Regions from separate parts of the Homo sapiens genome. Here region 2 is linked to region 1. Evidence: chromatin loops called from intact Hi-C (ENCODE). Cell type or tissue: psoas muscle. All regions are shown on one strand. Links, peaks and the distances in the headings refer to the core of each region. The heading gives the core; the rest is flanking DNA.

The links. A loop is a pair of places that touch in the nucleus more often than their neighbours do. Peaks named below come from ENCODE experiments on the same cell type or tissue, not always from the same donor. Only the 100,000 strongest peaks of a DNase experiment are listed, where the experiment ranks them.
Region 2: a loop joins it to region 1, with 6 times the contacts of the local background. A loop is called at or near these places in 14 of 110 quality-filtered maps.

The regions. Positions count from the first base shown.
Region 1 is chr3:4,989,156-5,004,768 of GRCh38, reverse strand. No RefSeq gene overlaps it. Among named protein-coding and RNA genes, the nearest start is that of BHLHE40-AS1, 17 kb to the right of the region's middle. RefSeq lists enhancers at 1,988-2,489, 8,539-9,738, 9,502-10,198, 15,168-15,613. In psoas muscle, for the core only: no CTCF peak of the experiment used is centred there; DNase peaks (open chromatin) are centred at 9,008 and 9,658; H3K27ac peaks cover 5,059 bases.
Region 2 is chr3:5,040,897-5,056,509 of GRCh38, reverse strand. No RefSeq gene overlaps it. Among named protein-coding and RNA genes, the nearest start is that of BHLHE40-AS1, 69 kb to the right of the region's middle. RefSeq lists an enhancer at 1,064-1,123. In psoas muscle, for the core only: no CTCF peak of the experiment used is centred there; a DNase peak (open chromatin) is centred at 4,469; H3K27ac peaks cover 2,529 bases.

The DNA of each region.
Region 1 (15,613 bases), core at 5,079-13,078:
GAAACAACCCCCTCCTGATGGGACAGTCAGCCCTAAAGGAGGGAGCAGCTGTCCAAACCCCAAACACCTCCCTACCAGCTACCTGCGAGGCTTCTGGGCCTTCTCCCTTCCTCCACCCACCCTTCTCTCACACGTCAGCTGACCTGGGTTCAAATCCTGCCTGTACCTCCCATAAACAGTAGGGCAGTGAGCAAACTGGGTTTTATTTTGTTTGGTTTGGTTTGGTAGAGATGGGGTCTTGCTATGTTGCCCAGGCTGCTCTCGAACTCCTGGGGTCAAGCAATCCTCCCACCTCGGCCTCCCAAAGTGCTGAGATTACAGGCGTGAGTCACTGTGCCCAGCCTGAGCAAGTCATTTAGTCCTTCACCTGTGAGGTGGGATAATACCTATGTGCTCTCACAGGGCTGTCAGTGAACATTAAATATGATAAGAATAATATCAGTTAGCATTGAGAGTCTACTCTGGGCCAGGTATGTGCCACTTGCCCTACACACTTTAACTCACTTTCTCCTCATAACAACAATGTGGGGGAGTATTGTGATCAGAGCCAGCTTCATGGGCATGTGGCCTATGCAGTCACAGAGGGCCACCCCACACTTAGAAGGGCCCCACGTTTGGTTTAATTCTCCATCATTGCTCTCTTGAAATTCTTTTTTTTTTTTTTTTTTGAGATAGAGTTTTGCTCTTGTTGCCCAGGCTGGAGTGCAATGGCATGATCTCAACTCACCACAACCTCCACCTCCTGGGTTCAAAGCGATTCTCCTACCTCAGCCTCCCGAGTAGCCGAGATTACAGGCATGCGCCACCATGCCCAGCTAATTTTGTATTTTTAGTAGAAATGGGTTTTTTCCATGTTGGCAGGCTGGTCTCAAACTCCCAACCTCAGGTAATCCACCTGCCTCAGCCTCCCAAAGTCCTGGGATTACAGGTGTGAGCCACTGAGCCCGGCCGAAATTCTTAATAATTTTCTTTTTTTTTTTTTTTTTTTTTTGAGACGGAGTCTCACTCTGTTGCCCAGGCTGGAATGAAGTGGCACTATCTTGGCTCCTGCAACCTCCATCTCCCGGGTTCAAGCGATTCTCCTGCCCTAGCCTCCCAAGTAGCTGGGACTACAGGTGCATGCCACCATGCCCGGCTAATTTTTGTATTTTTAGTAGAGACGGGGTTTCACCATGTTGGCCAGGCTAGTCTCAAACTCCTGACCTTGTGATCCACCCGCCTCGGCCTCCCAAAGTGCTGGGATTACAGGCGTAAGCCACCGTGCCTAGCCCGAAATTCTTAATTTTTAAAACAAGGGCCCTGCATTTTCATTTGCGCTGGGTCCCACAAATTACATAACTGGTCCTGATTACTGCATTAGCATCTACTCTTGGCCAGGTGCTGTTTAAGGCACTGTAGAGACAGGAGTGAACAAAAGAGAATTCCCTACGCTTGTGGAATTTACTTTGCATTACTTCCCAGATGAGGAAACTAAGGTTCAGAGAAGGTAAGTTACCTGCTCAAAGTCACGCAGTAAGTGGGTGTCCAAGTTCCAACTCAGAGCTCTTAACCATGATACAATTCCCCTCTTCTGACTGAGGCTGTAAAGTATTTAATACGACTTCAAGCAAAGAAATAGCAAATAGCGTTCTACATGCTTTAAATGGGTTAACTCATTTAATCACAACTGCCCCATTTTAGAGATGAGAACATGGAGGCTCAGAGAGGTTAGGTACCTTGCCCAGAGTCACACTGCTGTGAAGAAGCAGAGCGGAGACTGGGAACCCAGGTGTCTTGCTCAGAACTACGTTCCTAGCCACACCAGCATGTTGCCTTCTGAAGGAATCATTCAGAAAATGGTGGCTTTTGCAATTCGTTTTAATCCCCGTCATTTTCATTTTTGTCATTTTTGTCTTGTGTCTGGAGCCCCCACGCACAAGGCCTGACCCGAATTAATATGTACGCGATAAAAGGATTAACAAATGAATGAGCAGACTGAGGCATAAACCTGTGTGGTAACGGCTACAGTTGCCCCCACCACCACTACCACAACCACCCAAAATCTGACATGACTTATCACCAGGGCCTGACACCCAGCTTCTCTGTCTTGCCTTAAGCCAGTGATGAAATCTGTCATCGCTCAGGATGTAGAAAACAGGGTCGCGTCTTCCAGTAAACAGGCCAGGGCTGGAAGGTAGGGGGTGGGGAGGGGTGCCGTGTGGAGGAGTCGTTCACAGCGATTGTTATCAATGAGTAACAAGCTTTCCTTTTCCTCCCGAGGTGATGACAGGGCTCGTGACAGGGCTTGTAGATGTCTCCCTCCCCTAAAGGCTGTCACTCTTTAGAGGGTCTCATCCTCCATGCTTGGGCTGACTTGGGGAATTTATCAGTCAGGCAGGCCTTAAGTGCCAGGTGATTTCTGGGGCTCTGGGAGAGACCCTTGGACAGAATAGCACCTCCCATTATCCTCACTGATGTCTGACACCCCTATTCATTCATTCATTAGTCAACGAATCGTTATTGCGTGCCTACTATGTGTCAGACACTCTTCTAGGAACTGAAGATATAGCAGAGAATGAAACAGATAAAAATCTCTTGCCTCAGGGAGCTCATATTCCAGTCCAAGGCACTTCCACTGGGAATTCTTTTGATTACATGGTAGACATTGGGAACTTTATCTTGCTGAGCATTGGATATGTTTGTACTCTTCTAAAAGCCATTGAACTTTGTCTAGGACACAGTTAAGGTTCTTTTTAATTGTTTCAGATGGGAGGGTAAATCTGGTACCTGTTACTCTATTTGGCCAGAATCCAAAGTTCCCTTCCACAGGTTTTTTTTTCTTATAAGAAAGTCTTTAGGCCTGGGAGAGGCAAGACTTGAAATATCATCTGTTACTTATACCTTTTTGTGAATGAGTTTATAACAGCCGTTTTGAGGCACTGTGGTAATAGGTAACAGGAAATGAAGACCTGGACCTGGAAGACACCGAAATAATATCTACGGATTAGGAAATTAAATATTCACATAGCCATTATTTCATTTGAATTCATCTCATTCTTGGAAATAGTCAAGCAAGAAAAGTGCTTCAATTTCCATTTTATGGCTGAGGAAAGTGAAGCTTGGAGAGCTTCACTGGCTCAAAGCCACACAGCTAATTAACACCCAGAGGCACTGACCTTTTTAGAGATAGGGGGTCTCACTTTGTCACCCAAGCTGCATGTGCAGTGGCATGATCATGGCTCACTGCAGCCTTGACATCCTGGGCTCACTTGATCCTCCCACCTCAGCCTCCCAAAGTACTGGGATTACAGGTGTGAAGCACCACGCCCCACAGAGCCTACTGACATTTACCCTAGAGTGTGTTCTAACACATCTTGGGGCAGGGATCACCATATGGAGAGAGCAGAGGGCACCTATGATTCCAAATACTTGTGCTGACTTTGTTGTTTGGCACACCGCTGCACTTGCCCCTTCTGCTTTGGGCCTGTCTGAGGAAAAGCATCAGCTTCCTGGGGACACAAGTCAGTACTGCTTGTTCATGTGCCCTGAGCAGCAGCTACAGGTTAGGAAGACACACAGGCACAATCTGAAGAGACTGCGAATTCCACGAGGGCAGGGACTGCATCTATTTGGGTCCCCACTGGGACCTCAGCACCTAAAACAGTACCTGAGCCCTAGTAAGTTATCAAGGAATATTTGCTGAGCAACGATAACAACAAAACACATGAATAAATGAATCTGAGGGGTAAGCTGACGAAAAGGAATACCTACCTCAGTTGCTTCAGCTATAAAATGGGAGACAATAATCTTTGCCTTTTAATGTTATTTTGATTTCACTGAAGGCAGGGGTTTTTGTCTGTTTTATTTATGCCTTCCTATATCCCCAGCTTCTAAAACAGGGCCTGTCACATAGTAGGTACTTAATACATGTTTGCTGGATAAACAGATGCAAGCAAAACATCTAGGTTTTTGTGAACATGTGTGTCTAAAAAGGACCTAACATAGTACTGTGGTTAAGGGCAAGGAACTTGAAGTCAGGCCTGGGTTGGACTCCTGGCTCTGACACTTACTAGCTGTGTGACCTTGAGAAGGTCTCTGAGCCTCTGTTTCCCTGGGGCATATAATAAGGAGAGTCATCATCTCTATACTAGGGTATCCTGAGGATTAAACAAGGTCATGTATATAAAGTGCTTAGCATAATTCCAGCAGCAAATAAAATGCTCCAAACTTATTAAAGTTCTAATGTGTCTAGGGGCAGGGTGCAGCAGCTCACACCTGTGATCCCAACACTTTGGAAGGCTGAGGCAGGAGGATTGCTTGAGCCCAGGAATTTGAGATCACCCTGGCCAATATAGTGAGACCTCATCTCTTTTTAATAAAGAAAGAAATTTTTATATAAAAAATAATACGTCTAGGAGTGAGGATGCATTTTTATGGGGCATTTTTCTCCCTTAAGGACTTTTATCCCTAGGACTCCCCAAAAGATCCCAGAATTTGTTCTCCTAAAAGATGAAGATGTATGGAAAATAAATACCAATCAAATCTCCCATTGGCAACTAAGATCCCCCTTGAGCCTGCAGGCAGTGCTCCATCCTACCCTGCACCTGCCTGAACTTGATGCAGCCAGATTCACTGGGGGGGCATGAAGCTCTGCTCAGCTGCCCTGGTCTTCGGCAGCCCTTTCAAGTTGGGATGTGTCTTTTCTTGTCTTGTGGTTGGCCTGGCCTCAAAGCTAACATGCAGCCCGTCCCTGCCCCAGGGTGAAATGGGTGCTCTCAAGATCTTCAGTGGAGATAGTAAAATCTAGCCCTCCAGCAAAAGCAGGTAAAGAGCATTCTCCTAGCTTTGTCATCTGCCCCGAGGCCTGTCCACCTGCATCCTTGGCTCTGTTCCAAGCCTGGATCTTGGCCAACTCAGATCCCAGACTTTTGGTCCCTCTGGCCTCAACTCTTTGGGCCTGTGGATGCCATAAGCACGTGTCAATTTTTGCCTTGGAAACTTGGTCATTATCAAGGGAAGATTCTGTGGCTTTGCAAAGAACACCCCACGAGGCTGACCTTCCTGTGGACTGCAGGGGATGAGGGGAGAGCAGTTTAGGAGAGTGATTAGACAGGCCTTTGACACCCTAACACAGAGAGGGCAGGAAGATTCAAAGATAAGTAGGCAGGGTGTGGAGCACAGAGAAAGCTCTCAGTTCACGAAAGCAATTATTATGTTGATTTGAGTATATGGATATTCCAGAACTAAATGTGCATATCTTTTTTCACATTCAAAAGTCCCACACAGATTTAAGGCTCACGGCATCCTACTTCCTTGGAGAATTTTCTGGAGCTTAAATTTCTCCAGGCTTCACAACCCTGTAGCTCTCTCCGGTGAAAGCTCTCCTGAAATATATGTGTATGTGTAGTCCTGTAGCTAGCAGATGTGCTTTCATTCATTCATTCAATCATTTGAAGATAGGCAATACAGTCTAAGGTCAGGAACGCACTTGAGGCCAGAAGGCTGGAGGTCCCTCTGACATTTACTAGCTGTGTGAGCTCAGAGAAGTTACTCAGCTGTAGCCCTCTCATCTCTAAAATGGGCATGACAGGCTGGAGGCAGTGGCTCATGCCTATAATCCCAGCACTTTGGGAGGGCGAGATGAGATGATCACTTGAGCCCAGGAGTTTGAGACCAGTCCTGGTAACATACTGAATCCTGTCTCTACAAAAAATAGAAAATAAAAAATTAGCCAGGCAGTTCCAGCCACTCGGGAGGCTGAGGTGAGAGGATTGCTTGAGCCCAGGAATTTGAGGCTGCAGTGAGCTATGATCATGCCACTGCACTCCAGCCTGGGTGACAGAGTGAGACCCTGTCTCAATCAATCAATCAGTCAGGCATAATAGTGCCAACCTTACAAGGCTGGGTGAGGGTTACCTCAGTGAATACCCACGAATCACTTAAAATAGTGCCTGGCACATAGTGACCACTCAGTAACTAAGATATTGTTCTTATTCTTTTTCAGCAAACATATCTTAAGCACCTAACTTATGCCTGACATTGTGTGTATAGTGATTTCTGGGCTTATAGAGATAAAAGGTTGTGTTTGCCTTCCTGAATTCACACTTCAGGCTCTGCACAAACCTTTGATAATTTCTCTTCTTTTTTTGTAGGGAAATGTTCACTGATGAATTCATGAATGAAGGATGATTACTTTTTCCCCTGATCAGGGCTTGGGCTGCTGTTTCACGTGTACCATCTTAAGGACTGTGACACCCAAAAAAGGCTCTGCCACTTAGATACAAAGGCATTTCTCCTCCTCTGAGCCTCAGTTTCCTCAACTGTAAGACTAGGGTGGGGGAGATTTAATTCCTGACTTGCAGGGTTTGCAAAGTGAAACAAATGCCGCCAGGCTCACAGAGGCATGGTGAAGACTCAGGCGCCTCCGGTACTATAAAGAGTGAAGATGGCCTTCGGCTCCATGAAGGGTTTCCTAAGAGGGCAGGGACAGCTCCTTGGTCCCTGACACAATAGCACACACTAGGGCCAAGAGCAGGGTCTCATCACCTCACTCACAAACAGTGGCTGAGGTTGACACGGGGGATCCCTGTGTGAATCAGAACTCCTAGGACTCTAGGTGACAGAAACTCCTCTCCAACTAGCCTAGGGGAAACTGATAAATGCAGGGTGAAGAATGTGCGGGTAGGGTATCTCCAGTAAGCCCAGGGGAAACGCGGAGATGCAGCAGGGCCAGGGCAGCCAAGGGGCTCGCTCGCACTCTCTCTCTCTCTCTCTCCCTCTCCCCTCCCACCTTCCTTCCCTCCCTCCCTCCCTCTCTCTCTCTCTCTCCTTCCCTCTTGTCTTCTCTGGGCAGCCTGTCAGCTCCATTCCCTCAAGTCAGCCCCCTCTATGTAGCAGCAAACATAGCCACCAAGAGAGAAACTGCATTTTCTTCCTTAGCTCCTGACCAAAAAATCCAGGGAAAGATTCTGATTGGCCCAGCTTAGGTCACGTGTTAACCCCCACCCATCCCCAGACCTATTAATTATGGAGTGGTGGGGCGGGTGGAGATGTACAGCATCGAAATTGTATCTGGGGCCGGGCGCAGTGGCTCAAGCCTGTAATCCCAGCACTTTGGGAGGCCGGGGCAGGCGGATCACGAGTTCAGGAGATCGAGACCAGCCTGGCTAACACTGTGAAACCCCGTCTCTACTTAAAAAAAAAAAAAAAAAATTAGCCTGGCGTGGTGGCGGGCGCCTGTAGTCCCAGCTACTCGGGAGGCTGAGGCAGGAGAATGGCGTGAACCCGGGAGGCGGAGCTTGCAGTGAGCCGAGATCGCGCCACCGCCCTCCAGCCTGGGGGACAGAGTGAGACTCTGTCTCAAAAAAAAAAAAAAAAAAAAAACAACGAGAAATTGTATCTGGGGTCCCACTAGACTTCGAGACCCCCCATGAGGGAAGCCACCACTTTAGCCCTTCAGAATGTCTGACATTGTCCACTTCACACACTTAGCACTTCCATTGTGCACTGGCCCGAATGAATGTCATTTCCCCAACTAGACTATAAGTTCCATAAGATCCACAACTGTGTCCAATGCTATTTTCATTCTTTTCTCTTCCTTCGCACCGGCTCACCACACAGGAGACAGCAACACAGAGCACACTGCTAGTCATATGGTCACAGAATGTCCCAGATAAGGGAAGAGATCGAAGAACTAAGGCACAGAGACAGACGGCCATTTTCCCAAAGTCACACACCTCAAACGAGGCTCTAGGTCGCCTGCGTACCCTGCTAGCTTCTCCTCTGTCTTAAGGTTAAAGGCTCCACTTCTACCCCTACAGGGAAGCCCCTGCATAGCTCTAGTCACTTCCTGCCTCCCCAGGCTTATCTGGTACACTCTACACACCTTCGAGGTAGTTATTTTTATTGCTATTTTAATAGTCGCCTGAGGTGCCCACACTGATCTGCTTCCCTGTCAGTCTGGATGAAGGAATTTTTGACTCTGCATTTCAGCCAGGGTGGCCTCTTTTCTCAAACCCGCCTCCCCTGCCCTCACTTCCAGGGCTTTTGCATGTGCAGTTTCCTCTGCTGGAAAACTGAGTTTGTCTGCTACGGCTACCTTGACAAAAGACCACAGCTGGGGTGGGTTAAACAACAGAAATGTGTGATCTCAAGTTCTGGAAGCTAAAAATTCAAAATCAAGGTGTCAGCAGATTTGGTTCCTTGGAGGCCGTGAGGGAGCGTCAGTTCTAGGCTTCTCTCCTAGCTCCTGGTGTCGGCTCACTATCTTCGGCATTCCATGGCTTGTAAGCAGCCAGCATCCCCCTGATGTCTGCTTTCATCTTCACGTGACATTCTTCCTGTGCGCATGTCTGTCTCTGTGTCCAAATTTCCCCTTTTGATAAGAATACCAGTCAAGATTAGGGCCTACCCTAATGACCTCATGTTAACTTGATTATCTCTGTAAAAAACCCTATTTCCAAATAAGGTCACTATCTAGGTACTTGGGGTCAGGACCCCCATCTCAACCAGACAACTCCCACTTACCCGTCTATTTCAGGCAAACCTTCCCTGAACACCCCAGACCACTCCAGGCACTGTTGTCTGCTCTTCTGTGCTCTTCTTGCATATTGATACTGGATTGTTGGTATCTATCTGTGTAATTATCAGGTTGCTATCTGTGTCCCTCTCAGACTATCGGCTTCAGGAAACAGGAGCATGACTCTTCTGTGCACTATTGTAGCCCCAAAGCCCAGTACCTGGCATGTAAAGGTACCAATAACTATCTGTGCCCTGAATGAATGAATTATTGAGAGGTTAATCTTTGCTAATTGCAAAAATGAATAGGAAGTTCTAAGTAAGGGCTTCAGCAGCAGTGAGGTCAATGTTTCCTCCGGAGAGAGTGAATTTACTGCGGGATCCGTGAGGGCCAAAGCCCTGCCCTCACGCACCCTCACCACCCTTTGACTAATGGTCATTGCCTCTTCCTCCCTCCCACCCAGTCACACTAGGGAGAATCCACATCAGCCTGGCCATGCAGGGGAGGCCTCACGAAGCCCTGGGAAGCCAGAGGTGAGTCAGAAGGGATGGTAAGGCGAATAGCTCTGAAACCGGAACCCTGGCATAGAGCTGGGGGCAGGAAGGTTCACCGAAGGTAATGGTGCTTGCTTTAAAATTCAAGGGGCCCAAGGGAGCATCATCTTTCAGGAAGGCACCACTAGTTGATAAGAGGCCAAGTGTGCCTCAAGCTCCAGGTACCTGAGGTTGCTGCGCTAGCATGGCCTGTGAAAGATGCCAAAGGTGGACTTTATTTTATAACTCCTCTTCTTATCCTCCTCCCCATGACTGGGCACAACCGTAAGGGCCATAAGAACTTACCCTCTGTGGCCTCTACTTTTGCTTATATGAGCAGGGGGAGGTGGAGCGAGACCAGGTGGGCACCTTGAGGGACCCTCATTTGGCTGAACTGCAGCAACTCAACCTGCCCCAAAGGAATTCCAGCCCCCTTGCTTCCTAGGGACCCTTGGGAATACCTCGTAGGCAGCCGAATCCCAAAGGGAAAAATGAAGGTCTCCCCAAACCCAGCCCAGGACAAGGGCCAAGCTGGAAAAAATGACTTGGAGGCCAGTCACCACGTTTTTCCCCAGTGAAAGGCTGACTCATTGCAACAGGCCTGGGCTGGCTGGGACTTGAGCCGGTGGCTTGGAACATGCTGGGACAGTGAGCGCCTTGTCTGAAAGGCAGACTGTGAGAAGCCACGGGTCAGGGGAGCTGAGGCCACTGCCCTAAGAAACACCCCTCACACAGCCACGTGAGCCCCAGGGGAAGCAGGGGCCAGGTGGGTGTCCATGCTGCCTCCCACTCAGACTCTGGAGAGCTAGCGTCACCTTGCTGGATAAGGTCTAGAGAGGCTCTAAGCCCCAGGGCAATTAAGCCCTAAGGTCCTGAGACATGAGCATTTTGATCCTTCCTCCCCATACGAAGTGCAAACTGAAAACACAAAGCTTAAAATAAATTTAGAGAAACCCCAATAAGCCCTTGATTTTAATCATAAGATGATCTCCATGTTTTTCTTTGAAATATCAAAAAGAAATTATTTTCCAATTTTGGGGAGATGGAAGGAAGCTGGGGCTGCTTTCCCAGTGTTTTCAGCACACACTAGGTCTACCTAATGGGTAATTCAGCAGTGTGCACAGAGTGGGAAGCTTATCTCTGACCCTCTTCCCTCCTCATGCCTCTGTCCATTTTGACATCCTGGGCTCTTTCAGCAAGGACTTTTGAGTCATATGTTGAGTTAAATCCTGTCTGTGCCATCTGCTTGCTGTGTGACCTTGGGTGAGTCACTTAATCTCACTGAGTCTCAATTTCTGTAAATGTAAAAATGGAGATTGCACCAGATAATGTATGCATAGTGCCTAGTACAGTACTTAGCACACAGTCTGATATATATATATATATCAGAGAGATCTCATACACACAGACATATATATATGTGTGTGTGTATATATATGTGTGTGTGTGTGTGTGTGTGTATGAGATCTCTTTCAGCTTTTCCCTCTACAAAGCATCTTTCAGGAAATAATGTTATGTCAGTTACTTACACTTTAGAGTGAATATGTTCCTATAAATGTCATTCTTTCTTTTCATTTATTTTTTTATTTTCTTTTATTTTTAAATTAAATTAAAGTTTTATTTTGAGATGGGGCCTCACTCTGTCACCTTGGCTGGAGTACAGTGGCGTGGTCATGGCTCACTGCAGGCTAAGATCCTCCCACCTTAGCCTCCTGAGTAGCTGGGACTACAGGTCCGTATCACCATGACTGGCTAATGTTTTAATTTTTATTTGTAGAGACAGAGTTTTTGCTATGTTGCCCAGGCTCCTTTCATTCATTTAATCAGCAAATGCTTGAGCACCTACCACATACCTGACTGTAGCTAGATGCTGTATATTCTACATAAGGATTTCTTTTCATCCTCACGGCAATCTCTACAAGATCACTAATATCCCCATTTGATGGATAAGGAAACAGATTCAGGAAGGTGAAAGAACTTTCCCAAGGTCACACAGCAGAGTCTAGATTCACTTGTTCATTCAGGAAACACTGACTGAATTTCAGCTTTGTTTCAAGCTAGGCACTGGGAGCGCTGCAGTGAATGAGTTAGAGCCCCCATCCCAGGACCCTCACAGCCTATTGAGTGTCTTTGCACCTGTTTTGAAACTTTTGTCATCTCTCTAATTGTTAAGGTCCTTGTTAAAAGCTCCTATGTGCATGTGGGTAGGGAGAGCTTTCTCTAGATCTTCCACTCACCCTTTGAAGGGAGTTGCCTTCTTCCCAGGGTGTAGGGCTGGCCCTGCCCAGGGCTGAGCTGGCAAAACCAAAAAAGCATCCTGCCTCTCCTTTCCACATCATCCCCTGGGACTGCTGGATACAGATGTCCATGACAACCTTGAACTCCATTCTTGTCCCCCACTCCACTTATTCTGTTGCACTTCATGATCTATATTACAGAAATACCATGTTCATTGTAAAATAAAAAAAAAAGAAAATATAGAAAAGCAAAAATTCTTAAAGGAACAATAACCAATAATTCTAAATCCTGCTAAGGTGGTTAAAATTTTATTGTATTGCCTGCCAGACCTTTTTCCTCTGTAACTATAATACAATTACTAAAAAATAATAACAATAACACTAATTTTAGCTAACCCTGACATGGAGCTTTCTCTGTGCTAGACACTGTTCTAAGCATCTTAGACATTGAAACTCATTTAATCCTCACAACTCAGTAGGCCAATTACTATTGTCCTCATTTTACAGTTGTTCAAAGTGAGGCAGAGAGAACATTTAGAAGCACACATATTATTCTTTTTCAAAAATGGGATAAGTCTGAACATACTATTTTGTGGCCTACTTTTCCTCCCTTTACAACAAATAAACAATAATCAATTTACTTTCCTAACATAATTTTTCATGACTATTTAGCATTCCAGCACTTGCACATACTGTAAGTTACTCAACCAGTCTCCTTCTCAGCCATCTTTCTGATTTCCTTATTCTCTCCTTCCCTCTGTCCCTCCCTTCTTTCCTCCTTGTTTGTTTTACCTATGAATGGCACAGGACGTCCAATCTTGTAGCTTAGTCTTTGAAAACCTGTTTAATAACTTCTTGGCTGTGCATGGTGGCTCGGGCCTATAATCCCAGCACTTTGGGAGGCCAAGACAAGAGGATTGCTTGAGGTCAGGAGCTGGAGACCAGCCTGGTCAACATAGCAAAACCCTGTCTCTATTTTTTATTTAAAAATTAATTAATTTTAAAAATCGTATTTAGGATAACTCCTAGAAGTGGAATCATTTGGTCTCAAGATATACATATTCTAAGCTTTCCGACATCTCTTGCAAATGCCTCCAAGACAGGCAACAACGTTGGGTTCTAAAGGAGTATGACCTGTGTCCCACGGAATGATACCCATCAGAATGACAGATGCTCATGACATTGACCCAGCAATTCCATGTGGGAGTTTACCCCATAAATACTGTTATACGCTTGCAAAATGACCTGTGTATAAAATTACTCATTGCAACCCTGCTGGTGATAGCAAAAGATAAAAAATAATCCAGATGTTCATAATAGGGAACTAGTCAAGTAAATTATAGGACATCTATACAATGAGATACGCACAGTTGTGAAAAAGAATTAAAAGCCTTTCTATGTATTCACGTGGACAGCTCCTCAAGACATACTAAGTGCAGAAGAGTGTGAACAGCATGCTATTTTTGTGTGGAAAAAGGGGACAAATGACAGCCCACATCCATATTTATATGCACATGCCTAAATAAACTCTATTTTAAAAAACATTATTATTATTTTTTGAGACAGGATCTCACTCTGTCACCCAGGCTGGAGTGCAGTAGCAACGATCATGGCTCACTGCAACCTAGGCTCAAACTATCCTCCCACCTCAGCCTCCTGAGTAGCTGGGGTTACAGGCATGCACCACCACACCCTCGTAAGTTTTTAATCGTTTGTGGAGATGGGATCTTGCCATGTTGCCCAGACTGGTCTTGAACTCTTGGGCTCAAGTGATCCTCCCACCTTGGCCTTCCAAAGTGCTGAGAATACAGGTATGAACCAACATGCCTGGCCAATAAACTCTAAAGTAGTTAAAATAGTGCCTACTTGCCTGCTTGTGGGTGAGTTTGGTGAAGGCATAGAGACCAGGATGATGGATAGGGACAGGGAACAATTTCTTTTTTCAGATCACTTTTTTTTTTTTTTCTTTTTTGAGACGGAGTCTTGCTCTCACCCAGGCTGGAGTGTAATGGCGCGATCTCGGCTCACTGCAACCTCCTCCTCTCGGGTTCAACTGATTCTCCTGCCTCAGCCTCCCGAGTAGCTGGGACTACAGGCGCCCACCACCATGCCTGGCTAATTGTTGTATTTTTAGTAGAGACTGGGTTTCACCATATTGGCCAGGCTGGTCTCAAACTCCTGACCTTGTGATCTGTCCTCCTTGGCCTCCCAAAGTGCTGGGATCACAGGCATGAGCCACCGCACCCGGCCTCTGATCACTTTTTATATTTTTTAATTTTGAAAACAATCTATATTCTTATTTAGAGAACTAGTCTAAAAAATTGCCTTTTTATACTGTTAAATATTTTTAGGTATGATAATATTATAGTAATTTTATAACACTTATCTTTTAGAGATATATACTAAATATTTTAGAAATATTTACAAATGAAATTATATGATATCTGGATTTGCTTCAAAATAATACATGAGCAGGGGAAGTGGATGGGTATATATTACAGATGAAACTGACTTGGGCATGAATTAATGACTAATGAAGCTGGGAGACTGATAAGTGGAGGGTTCATTATGCTATTCTATCTACTTAAAAGAAAATTTATTGAGGTGAAATCTACATATAATTAACCATTTTAAAGTGAATAAGTCTATGCCATGTATTACATTCACAATGCTATGCAACCCCCCATGCCTAGTTCCAAAATATTTCTATCACTCCAAAGTGAAATCCCTGTACCCGTTTTATTCCCATTGTCTCCCTCCCTCATCCCTTGGCAACCATCAGTCTGTATTGTGTCTCTATGGATTTATTTATTCTGTATATTTCATATGAGTGGAACCGTGTAACGTGACTTTTTGCCAGCCTTCTTTCACTTAGCATAATGTTTTTGAGATTCATCCGTGTTGTAGCATATACCAGTACTTTATTAATTTTTTGCGGCTCTATAATACCTCATTGTATGTATACACCACAATTTGTTTATCCATTTATCTGTTGATTGACATTTAGGTTGTTTCCACCTTTTGACTCTTGTGAACAGTGCTATGAACACATGTGTCCATATATTTGTTTGCGTTCCTGTTTTCAATTCTTTTGGGTATATAACTCTTAGAAATGGCATTGGGTAATATGGTAATTCTATATTTAACTTTTTGAGGAAATGCCGAACTTTTTTCTATGGTAGTTTCATCATTTCACATTCCCACTGGCAATATACAAAAGCTTCAGACTTCTCCACATCCTCGACAACCTTTGTTATTTTCCATTGTTTTGTTGTTATTATTATTAATATCATACCCATCCTAGAGGGTGTGAAGTGGTATCTCACTGTGGTTTTGATTTGCATTTCCCTGATGACTAATGACATTGAACATATTTTTATGCACTTGTTGGCCATTTGTATATCTTCTTTGGAGAAACATCTATTGTTGTTTCTACTTTTGAATATGTTTTAAATTCTCCACAGTAAAAGAGATATAAAATATTAGATATTTTATTTAAAACTTTAAGAAACAGTTGTTTTGTTTTGTTTTTTTTTTTTCCATCTGAGAAGAGAGTGGTTTTTCCCTCCTTCTTCTCCTGCTTGGATTCCCCTGAGACCCTTGCCTAGTTCCCACCCCCACATCCCCATCCATAATTCGGTTTCAAAAAAACATATTTGCTCTTCCAACAAATAAGCACAAGTTTATTCCCTTTTGCCTCCTCAAAGGTGGGTGTGGGCGTGGGAGAACAGGGCCAGGACTTAGGGTGAGCAGAGGCTGGTTGCCCTACTTCCTTTGGTCCCAGCCTGAGGCTGGCACCCCTACCCAGCAGCCTTGTGACACCCTCATGTCCCACCTCCACATCTTTGCTGAGAATCCCCAGGGAAGGGAGGGCCCCATCTATAGTGGAAGAAACCTTCTGGGCCCAAATCCAGCCACATCACAAGACTGGATGGCCCAGCCGCGAGACGAGCATGTCAGTGGCTTCCATGGCCAATGGGAGAGGCTTCACCCGGCTCATGTTCTGCTGTGGTTGTCGGGCCAAACAGATGGCTGGGGATAAACAGGGGGTGGTGCTGGGTGGGGTGTGTGTTGGGGTGGCTTTGAATGGCCTCAGCCTCCCTCTGGATCCTAGGGAAAGAGGCCAGTGAGGTGAAGGCAGTGCTTGAGGAAGGGGCTGTCATTGGTGGCCTTCAAAACTTGTTTGTGATGTCTTTTCAGCAATAAAACTCTTGTTCAAACAAACGATTACAGTGGTAAGACACGAAAAGGAAGCTGTTCCTGCTGATGAAGGGTGAGAAACCTGGAGCCTTCCCTCCCTCCACGCCACGTGGCAGACACCTCAGGGAATGCTGGGTCTCAGGAGA
Region 2 (15,613 bases), core at 3,058-11,057, 54 kb before region 1:
AAATAACTTATAGTACAACAACATGTATTTCAGTATGAAAATCTTCAAGCATGACTCTGACCGTACAGGAAGATGGTGAAGTAGTCAGATGTTTGCCATCTACTTTAAATAAGTGCATCTGAATTTCAGAGTAGTGAGACAATATTCAAAAAATACTGCTGACCCTTTTACTTTAAATCTGCTATTTCAAAATAATGGTCAGTTAGGCATACCTAAAGTCTCCATGAATGAAATAGCTGTAAGTGACGACTGGTACAATTGCATGGCACTATCGGCTCAGATTCCAAGGGTGGTGCTGCTGTCAATGACATCATTTTCCAAAATGGCAAACAAGTCATGGTGAAGTCCGAGGGCCTTCCTTCTATTTCCACAGTAGCAGCATTCCTGGGAAGTTTGGTGTTTGTGTTTATATGAAAAAAAAAAGAGTTAGGATCTAGGTTCAGAGAATGAAAAATGTTTTTTACTTGCACAATGTCTGGTAGGACATTACAAATCTTGGGGGATACAAGTCCGTTTTTGCCCCATAAGCCAGTTTCTCACTGGCCCTCAAAGCAAATAGGACATCAGACTTCCCCATCTCCACCGCCACACCCCTACAATCCTGTGACAACCAAAAGTACCCTCACAAGTAAACATCCCCTAAGGATGGTACCACCCTCTTTGAGAAACACTTCCTTGAAGTCATAAGTTGTAGGAGAACTTCAGGTCTTTCAATAGTTCCTTGGGTTACCACAATCCCTACCACATACCCTATCACTCAGCTTGGAATCAAAGGGTTAGCAGCAGGCGAGTGGAGTGGACTGTGAAGACTTGCAGATACCTCCAGGAAAGAAAAAAACAACTGCCCCTTTGAGCTATAGGCTGAGCCTCAGGCACCCGGTGAAACTCCAGCTCCAAAGAGCACACAGTGCTAAGGAAATAGGTTGTAAAAGGAAGAAACTAGGCAAAGAGATGAGTGGGACGGAGAGGCCCTGCAGGACACAACAGGGTATGTAAGAACAGGAAGGTGAGCTGTAGCCACAGAAGAGGAAGGGGTATAGAGCAGGGTTCCACTCCCAAGACAAGGCCCCAGTTATAGAAGAATCACAGTCTCAGGATACTTCCAGAAATTCACAGACAAAGAGATGGGTGGAGGAGACAGTGAGCACTCGTTAAGAACTTAAGTTTTGGGACAAGGCATGGTGGCTCATGCCCTATAGTTCCAGCACTTTGAAAGGCCAAGGTGGGAGGATTGCTTGAGCCCAGGAGTTTGAGACTAGCCTGAGCAACATGGCAAGACCCTGTCTCTATAAAAAATAAAATAAAACATATTTTAAAATTTTATAAAGAACTTGGGCTATGGGATCAGATGGGATCAGAGAGGTTCAAATTCTAGCTCCACCACTGACGAGAAGTGTGACCTTGGTTGGGCCCATTGTACTTTTTTTGAGGCAAAGTCTTTCTCTGTCACCCAGGCTGGATTGCAGTGGTGCAATCTCAGCTCACTGTAGCCTCCACCTTCCAGGTTCACTAGATTCTCCTGCCTCAGCCTCCTGAGTAGCTGGGATTATAGGCGCCCACCACCACGCCTGACTAATTTTTTTTTCTATTTTTAGTAGAGACAGGGTTTCACCATGTTGGCCAGGCTGGTCTCAAACTCCTGACCTCAAGTGATCTGCCCACCTTGGCCTTCCAAAGTGCTGGGATTATGGGCATAAGCCACTGTGCCCAGCCAGGCCCGTTGTTTAACCTCTCTTTGACTCAGCTTCCTCATCTATAAAATGGGCACAAATAACAGCCCATATTGAGTACAGTTGTTGCGAAATTTTAGTGAGATCACAGGGAAAGTGCTTAGCATGGGTGACCTGTAAGCCGCTCAGGGGCAGGGTCCTCTCCAGCTTTGCTCACCTTTGTACCCGTAAGTACTTGACACCAAGTCACACAATCAACTTTAGTTGAATGAACTGATGAAGAAGGGACCTATGGCAAGTAGCCGTTCTCACTACTATGAACGAAAACAAGAGGGGGAGCCTGTTACTGGAGCTGAGGTAGGAAGAGGGGACTTGGTTTTTTTACTGGGACACAAGATCACAGGCAGTGCTAGTTGCAAGAAGAGGAAGTCAGATCACCAGAGTAACTGAACCAAGGCTTCTGAAATCTCTGAGCAAGGAAGCACTGGGATCAGCACGTGGGAGTGCAGCTGAGCCCCTGGGAGAAAGCCACGCAGCCCCAGCAATGGTTAGAAGAGACCAAAGGAGACAGAGTGCTCCCGGGCACCAGAAATCCCTGGGAGGAGGGCTCAGGAGCACTCCCATGGGAGCACTCCATTGACATGAAAACCTGCGGCCCCATGACAGGTAGGGCAGGCCTGCTTCCTCCCCTCTAAGAATTGGACAAATAAGAATTAAAGAGAAGCAGGATGGGTGCCATGGCTCACACCTGTAATCCCAGCACTTTGGGAGGCTGAGGTGGGTGGATTACTTGAGGTCAGGAGTTCGAGACCAGCCTGACCAACTTGATGAAACCCCGTCTCTACTAAAAATACAAAAATCAGCTGGGCGTCGTGGCACACGCCTGTAATTCCAGCTACACGGGCAGAGTTGCTTGAACCAAGGAGGAGGTTGCAGTGAGCTGAGATTGAGCCACTGCACTCCAGCTGGGCAATAGAGTGAGACTCTGTCTCAAAAAAAAAAAAAAAAAAGAATTAAAGAGGAGACACACAAAGTGAGAGGAAATTAGGCCAGCCTTGGCTCCTGGCCACCTCTGCAGCCCCACACCACATCACTCTCCCCTTTGCGTTCAGAGCTTCAGCCACACTGGCCATTTCCTTATTTCTCAAAAATGCTAAGCTTCCCCACCCACGTCCCCACCACACATTCTTTGCCTGGCTAATTTCTGCTCACCCTTCAGGTCTTGGCTCAAATATCATTTCCTCGGAGAAGTTGTCCATGAACCCCCAGACTAGGCGGGGTGGCCTTCACTCACTCTTATACTGCTCTGTTGGAGGTGCCTCCTTCTTGGCATCTCTCACTGTGGTTGTTGGGGTAATAATTTGTTCAGTGTCCATCTCTTCCCCTAGTCTGTACATTCTTGAGGGCAGGCACTATGTCAAATCCATGACCCCATATCCTCAGGGGTGTAGCTCTGTGCCTGGCACAGGGTTAGCCCTCAGTGAGTGTTAATAGAAAGGAACATGGATGGGAAGGGAGAAGGAGCCCACAACTTCACAGCAGGGTTTACTGGGTTTGTCCTAAAAGATAATCAGATCCATAAACAAGCTCCACTCTTAAGAAAACCAGGCCACCAACATTCCTGACTGAATATTCATTTTGCAGCAATTTCTCACCCTATTTCAGGGCCTAGCTCACAGAAAAGATTTATGTTGTCCTCTCCTCTAAGATGCGAATGGCTGTGGTAGCAACTACTTTGATTTATTTTCTCCTCCTCCGTGCCATCCAGCAGGATGTCATGAGCCATGTCGGGCACAGGTCTGACTATTTTTTTCCATCTGTTTGATCTTGCTGGTGAGAAAATACATTTGGTACTAAATCCAAGGCAGAAATGGAAGCCAAAAAACAAGATTCCTCCCTACCTCCTGTGTTCCAGACCACCTCACCCTCACCAACACCACCACCACCACCACGCAAAACCCTGCTGAGCTAAAATCTACCAAATAAGATAGCTGAGTACCGTTTTCTGGTTCATGGGCAAGAAACCATAGTTTGTTTCTAGAGATTATTTCATTCTTTTTCCTTCCACATCATCATTCATGGGAAGTTCAGATTCTTTTAGGTGCTTAGAGAGAGAATGGTTGGCTCTAGAAAGCTAGCTGTTCTTGAAGGTACAGAAATGGCAGTAGGGCCTATTTGAGTTTGCCAGCACTTTACTTGCAATAACTAATGATCACTTCCAATTTTTTTTTTATCCTAACCATTAGGCCACATATCAACTTCCAGTCATTGAGCCGTCACTCTGAGCCAAGAACTATATACACGATTCTACCTAATCCTACTCCCAACAACTCTATGGAACAGATAATTTTATTGTCTCCATTTTACAGATGAGAAAAACTGAGGCCTAACTTGAGTAACTTCCCAGACCGACAGGATCAGCAAGAGGTAACAGTAAGAGTCAAACTTAGGTCTCTCTGCTTAGAGACCTTTGTCTGATCTCTAAGCACCACATTTTGTTACAACAATAATTGCTACTAATAGGGTATTTTGATGGTTGAATTAGTTAATTAATGTAGTGACAATAGCAACAACACTATTGAGAATAATTACAGCAGTGTTTAATGACTGTTAGCTGCTGCTGTTATTATTGTTGTCATTATTTTATTACCCCTGACTAAGAAATACCATCTAAGAAGGGAGAAAGAGCCATTCCTCTAACAACTCTTTCTCTTTGGCCTCTGTCCAGGGTTTGATCACAGAGGCAGCTGCCTCTGTGACTTGGGCACCTGTCTACTGAGGTGGCCACAGCCCAATTGCTCGGTTCTCCCTGGGTCAAGGATGTACCATCACATGGGCCCCAAACAAACACCCAAGTGGGATTTGAAATGCAGCCGTGAAGGTGACAAACCCCAGCTTCTATTACTGGTTCTTAGAACAAGGCTGTTTCCCCACATTGAGTCCTGCTATGATTCATACAAAATGAGAGCTGAGTGACAAGTTGAAGTCTTTCTTTTTTTAAATATACCGACCTGAAGAGACCTTGGGAAAATGGATGGGGCATTTTTAATAGCAGAAGACTACTTTAGAAAACCCAAAGCTATTTCAGAGAGAGGGAAAAATAATTCATATACATCTATATCTGAAAACCAGCTTATAATATCAAACATAATCTTCCCCTGTCCTGACTTTTTAAACGTGTTAATTCTCTGTTATAAAGAAGCTGGCTCTCCACGTGGAAGGCCACACAGGCACGGGGAATACTGGGATCAGCAGCATAAACTAAGCGAGGCAATTCATGGGGGAGGCTATTCATGGACAGAGGCAGCTCTGGGTGTGAGGCTACTCAGATTCAGGTTCAAATCCCGGCTCCACCATTTACCACCTGTGTCACTTGGGGCAAATCTTTTTAATTTCTCTGAATTGTTATGAGAGAGTCATATCACATCCACCTGGTAGATGTTTCATGGGGACCTGAAAATATAGTTGAGTTCTTTAGGTGAGCAGAGGAAGTAGGGCACAGTAGTTACGAGCTTTATGCTTGCAACCAGACCTCAGATAAAATCCCAACTCTGCCGTCTCCTTACGGCTTTGGACACATTGCTGTCATGAGCTTTGGTTTACTGATCCGTGGGAAAATCACCTACCTCTGAGGGTGGGAGTAAGAACTATGTGTGATGATGTAAGTAATGTGCTTAACCCAGTGCCTGGTACTTAGGAGGGCCTTGAGAAACGGTAAAGCCACCTAGTAGGTATGGGCAGGACCCGCGTCAGGGCTTCTTTGCTTTTGGTGTTTTGTCTTCTTTGTTTGTTATGAAATAGAGATGGGGTTTCATTGTGTTATCCAGGCTGGTCTCAAACTCCTAGGCTCGAGCAATCCTCCCACCTCAGCCTCCCGAAGTGCTGGAATTATCGGCATGAGCTGTGGCGCCAACCTGGGCTTCTTTATGACCTGGCCAGAGGTCTGAAATCAAGTGCCCAGTCTGGCATTGGGCAGCAAGTCACTCTATGCAGACTGAGGGATTCAACTTGGAGGTCAGCTCAGCCATTGGTGGGCACTTCCTCTTCCGCCCCGGAGCCTCCTGAGAGATGCTTGCCACATTTCCTCACCCCACCCCACCAACTGCATCCTTAGATGTGGGCTCTGACATTTGCCAGTGCATCTATCAGCAAAGGCTGAGGAAGGGGTTGAATTTTATTTATTTATTTTTGAGACAGAGTCTCACTTTGTTGCCAAGCCTGGAGTGCAGTGGCGCCACCTTGGCTCACTGCAACCTCAACCTCCTGGGTTCAAGCAATTCTCCTGCCTCAGCCTCTCCGGTAGCTGGGATTACAGGTGTGCACCACCACACCTGGCTAATTTTTTGTATTTTTAGTAGAGACAGGATTTCACCATGTTGTCCAGGCTGGTCTCGAACTCCTGATCTCAAGTGATCCACCTGACTCGGCCTCCCAAAGTGCTGGGATTACAAGTATGAGCCACCGCACCCAGCCGGGAGGGGTTGAATTTTAAATTGATGCAAATTTTTCTTATGGAGATGAGGCTAATAAGAAAATTGGTGGGGAGAGAATCACAGAGGATTTTTGCCTCGACCCTGGAATAATACAGAGTTGCTTCAGAGACAACTTGCCTGCATTCCTTTTAAAGGTAAATTTAGTCCTGGATAAAGTTGCAGATTAACACACCTGCTCTTTTTTCCTCCCACAAAGTGGGCACTGTCCCTTGTTATAAAGGGATCTTTGGCTGACGTCAGTAAGGGAATTCAGTGATCAGCCAATATGATCATGGAAATTCTATTTATACCGGGGCTAATCCTTGATTAACTGAAACTGGGGATTCACCTCCTCCTTTGCCTTCCCCAAAGGATTTTTAAAAATTGATTCTGACGTTCCATTCTGTAATTGTAGTTGCGGCACAGACAGGCCAAGAGCAGCAAGCAGGACTTTGGAGTCAGATAGATCTCTGTGTGTCTTATGCCTCATTTTTTATCTGTGAAACAGGACAAGGACCTACTTCATAAGTTTATATGATGATTCGGTGAGCTCAGACGTGTGGCAGAACGGCTTTCCCTCTTGTCTCCCCACACTCACCAGGGATAGCAGATACTGCTAGTTTCCTAGCCAACTGCAATTCCACATGCCTACTGTATTAAAAAGAGAATTCCAGTCTGGTTTACTCTCCTTTCAGTGACCATGTCCTTTATTTTGTAGGGTTACCCTCCTAGGCAGTTCTAGGAAATGAATCTTTTCTCATTTAAGCCAGTCCGCAGGTCTTAATGCTGTTAAGTGGGTAGTTTAAACAAGGGCACGTGATACAATTCTGGCCAATGAGACAAGAAAATTGGTTGGGAAGCCTCTGGAAAGGTTTTCACTGTTTTAAAAAAAGAAAACAAGGGGCTGAGCATGGTGGCTCATGCCTGTAATCCCAGCACTTTGGGAGGCCAAGGCAGGTGGATTGCTTGAGCCCAGGAGTTTGAGACCAGCCTGAACAACATAGGGAGACTCTGTCTCTACAAAAAAAAAAAAAAAAAAAAAAAATGGCTGGGGGTGGTGGTGCGAGCCTGTAGTCCCAGCTACTCAGGAGGCTGAGGCAGGAGGATCACTTGAGCCTGGGAGGTCAAGGCTGCAGTGAGCCGAGATTGCACCACTGCACTCCAGCCTGGGCTACAGAACCAGATCCTGTCTCAAAAAAAAAGAATGAAAGGAAGAAAAGAGAACAATATAGATATGTTTCCCTTTCTATCCCTGGATGTTGTCATCTTGTTAGCAGTAGTGAATTCATATGGGTCTGCAGCAACTTGATTCTTGCCTCCTCGGAGGAAAGAATTCGACCAAGGGGCATAAGGCAGAGGAAGAGACTGAGGCAAGTTTTAAAGCAGGAATGAACGTTTATTAAAAAGTACTAGACCAGGAACAAAAGAAAGTAAAGTACACTTGGAAGAGGACCAAATGGGCAACTTGAGAGATCCAAGTACCTGCTCTTCTGACCCTTGACTTGGAGTTTTATACATTGGCATGGCTCTGGGGTTTGCATTTCTTCTCCCTTGATTTTTCCTTAGGGTGGGCTGTCCACATGCTCAGGGACCTGCCAGAACTTGGGAGGGGCTGCATGCACAGTCTGTTTACTGAAGTTATGCACATGCTCATTTGAGGTATTTTTCCCTTACCAGTCAAGTGTTTCTAGATGAAGGTCATATACCAGTTAAACTTTGCCATTTTGCTTCTCAGTGTGCATGCTTGAGCCCACTTGCCCAACTCCTGAGATCTTATCAGGAAGCTGCTGATCATCAGCTTCAGGTGTTTTCTGTCTATTGAGAGACTACTTTTCCCTGGCACCAGCTCTGACCAATTATTATTTTAGAGATGGTTTAACAATCACCTGATGAACACCTGATGGTTGCCTTACATTCCTGGGGCAGGGGCCTCTCCTGCCCTGCTCATGTCTGCCTAGCTATCTACCCTAACAGTCTCTACATGACACATGAAAGAAGGCAGCCACTTCAGACCATGAAGAGAGCCATCCTATGAGGTTAGGGCAACAAATTGAGACTGGGAGGGCAGAAAACAGAAGGAACCTGGGTGATTGATGATATCATTAGGCCAGTGAATGAACCAAGCTGGCAAATGTCCAATATAAGATAATAAATATCCTCATTGTTTTAGCCACTTCCAGACAGATGTTTTGTTACTTGCAGTCAAAGGCACCCTCATAGGGGTTATCAGGAAGGTTTGCAAATATTTGCATTCTCTCTTTTTGGGCACACGGGAGGTGTATTAGTCTGTTCTGTTCTCACACTGCTAATAAAGAGACTGGGTAATTTACAAAGGAAAGCGGTTTAATTGGCTCACAGTTCAGCATGGCTTGGGAGGCCTCAGGAAACTTACAATTATGGCAGAAGGGGAAGCAAACATGCCCTTCTTCACATGACAGCAGCAAGGAGAAGTGCTGATCAAAGGGGAAAAGCCACTTATGAAACCATTAGATCTTATAAGAACTCACTTACTATAATGAGAACAGCATGAGGGTAACTGCCTCCATGATTCAATTACCTCCTGCCGGGTGCCTCCCATGACACATAGGGATTATGGAAACTGCAACTCAAGATGAGATTTGGGTGGGGACACAGCCAATCAGTAGCATTACACTTCCCTGTCTCCTTTGAAGTAAGGTGCAAGTATTTGGCTTGCTTTGGCCAATAAAATGTGAGTGGAAGTGGTGTGTGTCTTTCCATGCCCTCTTTTCCTATCTAAGCCATCAAGGGTGTGTAGATGAAAACTCTATCAACTTGGATTCCCCAGGGACTATAATAAATAGAGGCCTCTGAAGCCAGCATTATATATATAGTGTGAATAAGAAATGAACTTGGATGTGTTAAGCCAATGAAATTGGAAGTTGTTACTGTAGCAAAACCTAGCTTCTCCTGAATGATACACACCTTAGCAAATATATTTAAATAAGGGGACAGAGACTCTGGAAAAGAAGGAGATGGGAGGTATAGGAGATTTATCAACAGAAGGCAAATCTTTGCTGTGAAAGTCTGACTGATTCCTTCCTAGATAATTTACTCTGTTTTTTAAAAAATAAAAGAGTTTCTTTTTTTTTTTTTTTTTACATAGAGTTAGGTGTCTCGCTCTGTTGCTCAGGTTGGTCTCAAACTCCTGGCCTTAAGTGATCCTCCCACTTTGGCATCCCAAAATGCTGGGATTACAGGTGTGAGCCACTCTGCCTGGCTGTTAATTCACTCTAAAACTAGACTACAGTACAGAATTATTATCCCCTCCCCAAATTGCCTTTAAGATTCAAGCCCCAGGTTGGGAACAGTGACTCATGCCTGTAATCCCAGCACTTTAGGAGGCCAGGGCAGGTGGATTGCTTGAGCCCAGGAGTTCGAGACCAGCCTGGGCAACATGGCAAAACCCTGTCCTGTCTCTACAAAAAAATTCAAAAATTAGCTGGGCATGGTGGCGTACCCTTTAGTCCCGGCTACTTGGGAGGCTTAGGTGGGAGGATCACTTGAGCCTGGGAGGTTGAGGTTACAGTGATCTGTAATCACACCACAGTACTCCAGCCTGAGTGACAGAGTGAGACTCCATCTCAAAAAAAAAGAAAAAAAAAAGTAACTTAAAATTAAAAAAAAAAAAAAGATTCAGGCCCCATCTAGTAGAACTAGACAGAGAAGCCACTCTAGAGATTAAATGAAAGAAAAGGCTAGACCCTATATGAAAGGAGGGGGGTAACGAAATTGAATAGACTGGCTAGGTGCAGTAGCTCACGGCTATAATCCCAGCACTTTGGGAGGCCGAGGCAGGCGGATCACCTGAGTTCGAGACTAGCGTGGCCAACATGGCGAAACCCCATCTCTACTAAAAATACAAAAATTAGCCAGACTCAGTGGTGTGCGCCTGTAATCCCAGCTATTTGGGAGGCTAAGACACGAGAATCCCTTGAACCCTGGAATCGGAGGTTGCAGTGAGCCGAGATCGCACCACTGCACTCCAGCCTGGGCAACAGAGCAAGACTCCATCTCAAAAAAAAAAGAAATTGAATAGACTGAGGGGAGCATGGGATATGAAGAGAAGAAAAGGAAAGATTCAAGCAACAGAGAGAGGTCACATTGGACTCCTAGAGTGCTGAGACCCAAGGCCTTGCACACACTGAAATGGCTGGAAATGAATCGACTAGAGTAGAGAAGTCACTCCTGAATTCCTTAGCCCTGCTTTAGAATTAGCCACTGAAACCCAGAGTAAACAACTCTTCTAGTTCTGATCGTGTAACTTGGCTAACAGTAAGTCCATTTACTTATGGATAGTATATTCATTTCCTAGGGCTGCCATAACTAAATACCACAGACTAGGTGGTTTAAACAACAAACATGTATTTTCTTGGAGCCTGGAGGCTAGAAATCTAAGATCAAAGTATCAGCAGGGTGGGTTTCCTCTGAGGCCTCTGTCCTCAGCTAGGGCTTCCCTCTGTGTGTGTCTGTATCCTAATCTCCTCTTTTTATAAAGACACTAGTCATCTTGGATTAGACCCACACATAAAACCTCATCTTACCTTAATTAATTCTTTAAAGGTTGTATCTCCAAATACAGACACATTCTGGAGTACTGGGAATTAGGACTTCGACATATGAATTTGAGATTGGAGGGACATAATTCAGCCCATAACAGAGTCTTCCTTTTCATGATAAGGGTAATAGTCCTAAGATTATATATGTGAAGGGCCTGGGCCTCAGTAGTTCCAATAAAAGGGAAGTAATACTGTTTCATTGTTAACCCACTATGGGATCATAAATTCCCTGAGGCTGGGGATTATGTTTGTGTACTTCTTTGTGACCTGCAGGGCCCAACATTGTATCATATAGTCGGCACTCAAAAAATGCAGCACTCACACTCTGGATGTTGTAGGAAAAAAATTACAGTGCTGTGGTTAAGAGCATGGCCTTTAAATTCAAGCACACTCAAGCTCAAATTCTTTTTTTTTTTTTTTTTTTTTGAGACAAAGTCACTCACTCTGTCACCCAGGCTGGAGTGCAGTGGTGCAATCTCGGCTCACCACAACCTCTGCCTCCCAGGTTCAAGTGATTCTCCTGCCTCAGCCTCCCAGGTAGCTGGGATTACAGGCATGCGCCACCATGCCCGGCTAATTTTGTATTTTTAATAGCGAGGGGGTTTCTCCATGTTGGTCAGGCTGGTCTCAAACTTCCAACCTCAGGTGATCTGCCCACCTCGGCTTCCCAAAGTGCTGGGATTACAGGCGTGAGCCACCGCACCTGGCCAGTAACTTGAGTTTTTAATATCTACCTCTATTCATTTCCTATTGCCACTACAACAAATTACCACGAACTTAATGGCTTAAAACAAGGCAAATTTATTATTTTACAGTTCTGGAGGTCAGATGAAATTAGTCTCACTGGTCCAAAATCAATATGTCTGCAGGTCCGTGTTCCTTCTGGAGGAGAATCCATGTTCTTGCTACCAGAGGCCACCTGTATTCCTTGGCCCATGGGCCCCTCTCATCTTGAAATTCAGCAACGATTGCATTGCTCCAACCTCTGCTTCTGTCATCACATCTCCTTCTCTGCCTCTGACTCTCCTCCCTCCCTCTTTCACTTACAAGAACCCTTGTGATTACCTTGGGACCATCCAGGATAATCTCCCCTTCTCAAGGCCAGATGATTAACAACACTCATTCCATCTGTAAGCTTAATTCCTCTTTGCCATATAACCTAACATATCCACAAGTGCTAGGGAATAAGATATGGACATCATTCCAGGGGATCATTATTTTACCTATTATACTACCTCTCAGAATTGTTGTGAAGGCCAAATGAAATAAACTATGCAAAGGTAAGGGGTGATTATTCAGCACAGTGCATAATCAATAATTATAGCTACTATTTCTGAGTTACATAATGTTCTTTACTTCCTAAGAATTCATTCTGTGAAATTACTCCTTGAAGGTTGGTATCATTTAGAACATTATAGGCCTGCGAAAATGAGAGTTACTTTGAAATTCAGACAGAATTTGTCTTTGTGTACTGATGTCTGGAATCGTAGCATCTTCAAGCAAACAGATGTTATGGATCATCAAAGCCAGCTCTCTAATTTTACCAAAGAGTTAACTGGGGCCTGGAGATGTCTATAAATGGCAGATCAAAAACTAAAACTTAGATTTGCTGTATGACACATATATTCAATGGCTAATCACGAGGCATTATTTCAATACTTATCTTCTACCTTTTTCCTCCCCGTAATCCAGAAAGACTGGAATCTGCATGATGTTCAATTCTGTCAATAAAATCATAATTTCTTGCATTTTACGTAGCTTTGCTTTTCCAGTGAAGTCAAAGACCCTTATGAAGAACCTTCTCCTGGAAACGGGGTGCCTGGTTGTTCATGCATAGTGACCATTTGTTTTGTGGTCTGATCAGCAATATTTTCTTTGAGCTCCATCCCTCATCCTATTTCATATTAATATATTCAGTTCGTTACCCCCAACCTTCACCCAAAGGTGGCCACATGACCCATTGACCAATCAGAGACTTCCCTGGGATTTTTACTACAGCTATTAAAAATATTTCTTTTTTTCCTCAGATTGTAACATAGGGGCCACCAGCAGCCATCTCATTTATTGTATAGAATTAGAGAAGCATGATTAAATCATCTGTTCCCCTCAAAAGACCAAATATCTAGGGATTCTTATTTATAAGAACCCAAATAAATCTTTCTGTTCTTATTGCTTAAACTGGTTTCATTTGAATGCCTCCAATTTGTATGTCAGAGTCCCCACTAATGCAACTGATATCAATTAAAGTAAAAATGTAATCTTTAATAGAAAACAGCTTCTAAACTTGAAGATTCCAGTTTTTTATAAGTGATTCATGAAACAATACTGAAAGAATATAGGAAATCATTTATTTTTAAAACTTTTTTTAAACTTTAAGTGTGGTAATCCTTAGCAAACTAAAGAACTGGTTTTGTTTTGTTTTTTTTGTTTATTTGTTTGTTGAGATGGAGTCTTGCTCTGTTGTACAGGCTGGAGCACAGTGGTGCAATCTCGGCTCACTGCAATCTCCACCTCCTGGGTTCAAGTGATTCTCCTGCCTCAGCCTCCTGAGTAGCTGGATTACAGGTGCCGCCACCAGGCCCGGCAGTTTTTTTTTTTTTTTTTTCCAAGTAGAGATGAGGTTTCACTATGTTGGCTGGGCTGGTCTCAAACTACTTCCCTTAGGTGATCTGCCTGCCTTGGCCTCCCAAAGTGCTGGGATTACAGGCGTGAGCCACCGCACCCAGCCAAGAACTGTATTTTGATGTGAATGAAGCCTCTTAAATTGTATGACCTGGCCATATGAATATCCAATCAATTACTTTAAAAATATTTACTTTGCATGTACTCTAAAAACATTTACTCTGCAAAAATATTTATATGCCAAGCACAGCTAGGAGCAGGACAACAATCAAGACTCATTTTCTTTCTTCTTTTTACACAAGTCATTTATGCTCACTGTGGCAATTTAGAAAATACAGCCATGCAAAAAGAAAACTAAAATAATTTCTAGTCCAGTTACTTAGAGAGCTGTTATGACTATGCTGAGGTGCACTGACCCAGACACTTTTCCCTGTACATGTCATGATAAAAGCTATCACTTACTGTGCGCCTCATTCATGCCAAGAATTAGGTTCAATGCTTCATGTGGATGATTTAATTTGACCTCACGATAGTTCTATGAAGCAGTGACTCTTCATCATCCTAATGTTATGGCTTGAGAAGCTGAGATAAGTCAAAGTGAAGGAACTTGTACAAGATCACACAGCTAGTAAATAGTGGTGCTGGGACCGAATAAGGGTAATCCCACTTTTATTATTTTAATGCAAAAAATAGGATTGTACTCTTTCGTATCTGCTTTTTTTGTTCAAAAATGTATCCTGAGGATTGTTCCATGAAATAAACCTACCACTTTGTTGTTAAGCACTACAGTGAACACCAAGTCACTCAACCAAGTGCTCACTTTGGACGTTTAGGTCAGTTCTAATTTTCCCACAACTGTGATGCCCACAGTCCAGGATAGGCCTAGGAAAAGGGGAGAGTATTACGTCAAGGGAACACCTTGTGGGACAAAAGATTCTGAACAGGCCATGTACAGTGGCTCATGCCTGTAATCCCAGCACTTTGGGAGGCCGAGGCAGGTAGATCACCTGAGGTCAGGAGTTCGAGACCAGCCTTGGCCAACATGGCAAAACCCTGTCTCTACTAAGAATACAAAAATTAGCTGGGCATGGTGGGGCGTGTCTGTAATCCTGTAATCCTAGCTACTAGGGGGCCTGAGGCAGGAGGATTGCTTGAACCTGGGAGGCAAAGGTTGCAGTGAGCCGAAATCGTGCCACTGCACTCCAATCTGGGCAACAGAGCAAGACTCGGTCTCAAAAAAAAAAAAAAAAAAAAGAATCTGAACATCTGGGGCAGCCTGAGCCCCAGATCTTCCTCTGACACAGCCTACCCAAATGAAAAGGAACCAGAAAGACAATTCTTTCAAACCAGACAATTCTTTCAAATCAGAAAGACAAAACAAGGTTCTTAAACACTCCCCAAAAAATCACACAAGCTCCTCAGCAATGGATCCAAATTAAGAAGAAATCCATGAATCGCCAAAAAAAGAATTCAGAAGGTCGATTATTTAGCTAATCAAGGAGGCACCAGAGAAAAGTCAAGTCCAATTTAAGAAAATAAAAAAAATGATACAAGATATGAGGGGAGAAATCTTCAGTGAAATAGATAGCATAAATAAAAAACAACCATTCCCTAACCCCTGGCTAGGAGCTTCATCACCTGGGCTAACCACTTGGGGCACCAGCAGTATAGAGAGAGGTCACCCCACTACTCTACCCAGTACATTATACTATCTATATTTGTTCACATCTGTTGCTTTCTAAAGTTCGAGGCATTTCTTATTCATGTTGGAATCCCCAGTGCCGAGCACTGTGCCTGCCATATAGCTCAATAATTGCTGAATTAAAGGAAACTGAATTATTAATATTAATACCACCATTTGAGAAGTACTAGTCCAGTTGTCTGATACCAGATTAGGCGTTGAGAAGATTTTTCATAACATACAACTAGAAATATTTATATGATGCTTAGTATGGACCTGGAACCATTTTAAGAACTTTACACAAAGCAGCTCATTTACTTCTCAGTACAATACTAAGTAGGTACTATTACTATCCCAGGCCGGGCACGGTGGCTCACGTCTAATCCTAGCAATTTGGGAAGGCGAGGTGAGTGGATCACTTGAGGTCAGGAGTTCGAGACCAGCTTGGCCAACATGGCGAAGCCCCACCTCTACTAAAAATACAAAAATTAGCCAGGCGTTGTGGTGGGTGCCTGTAATCCCAGCTACTTGGGAGGCTGAGGCAGGAGAATCCTTGAACCTGGTAGGCGGAGGTGAGCCGAGTCTGGGCCA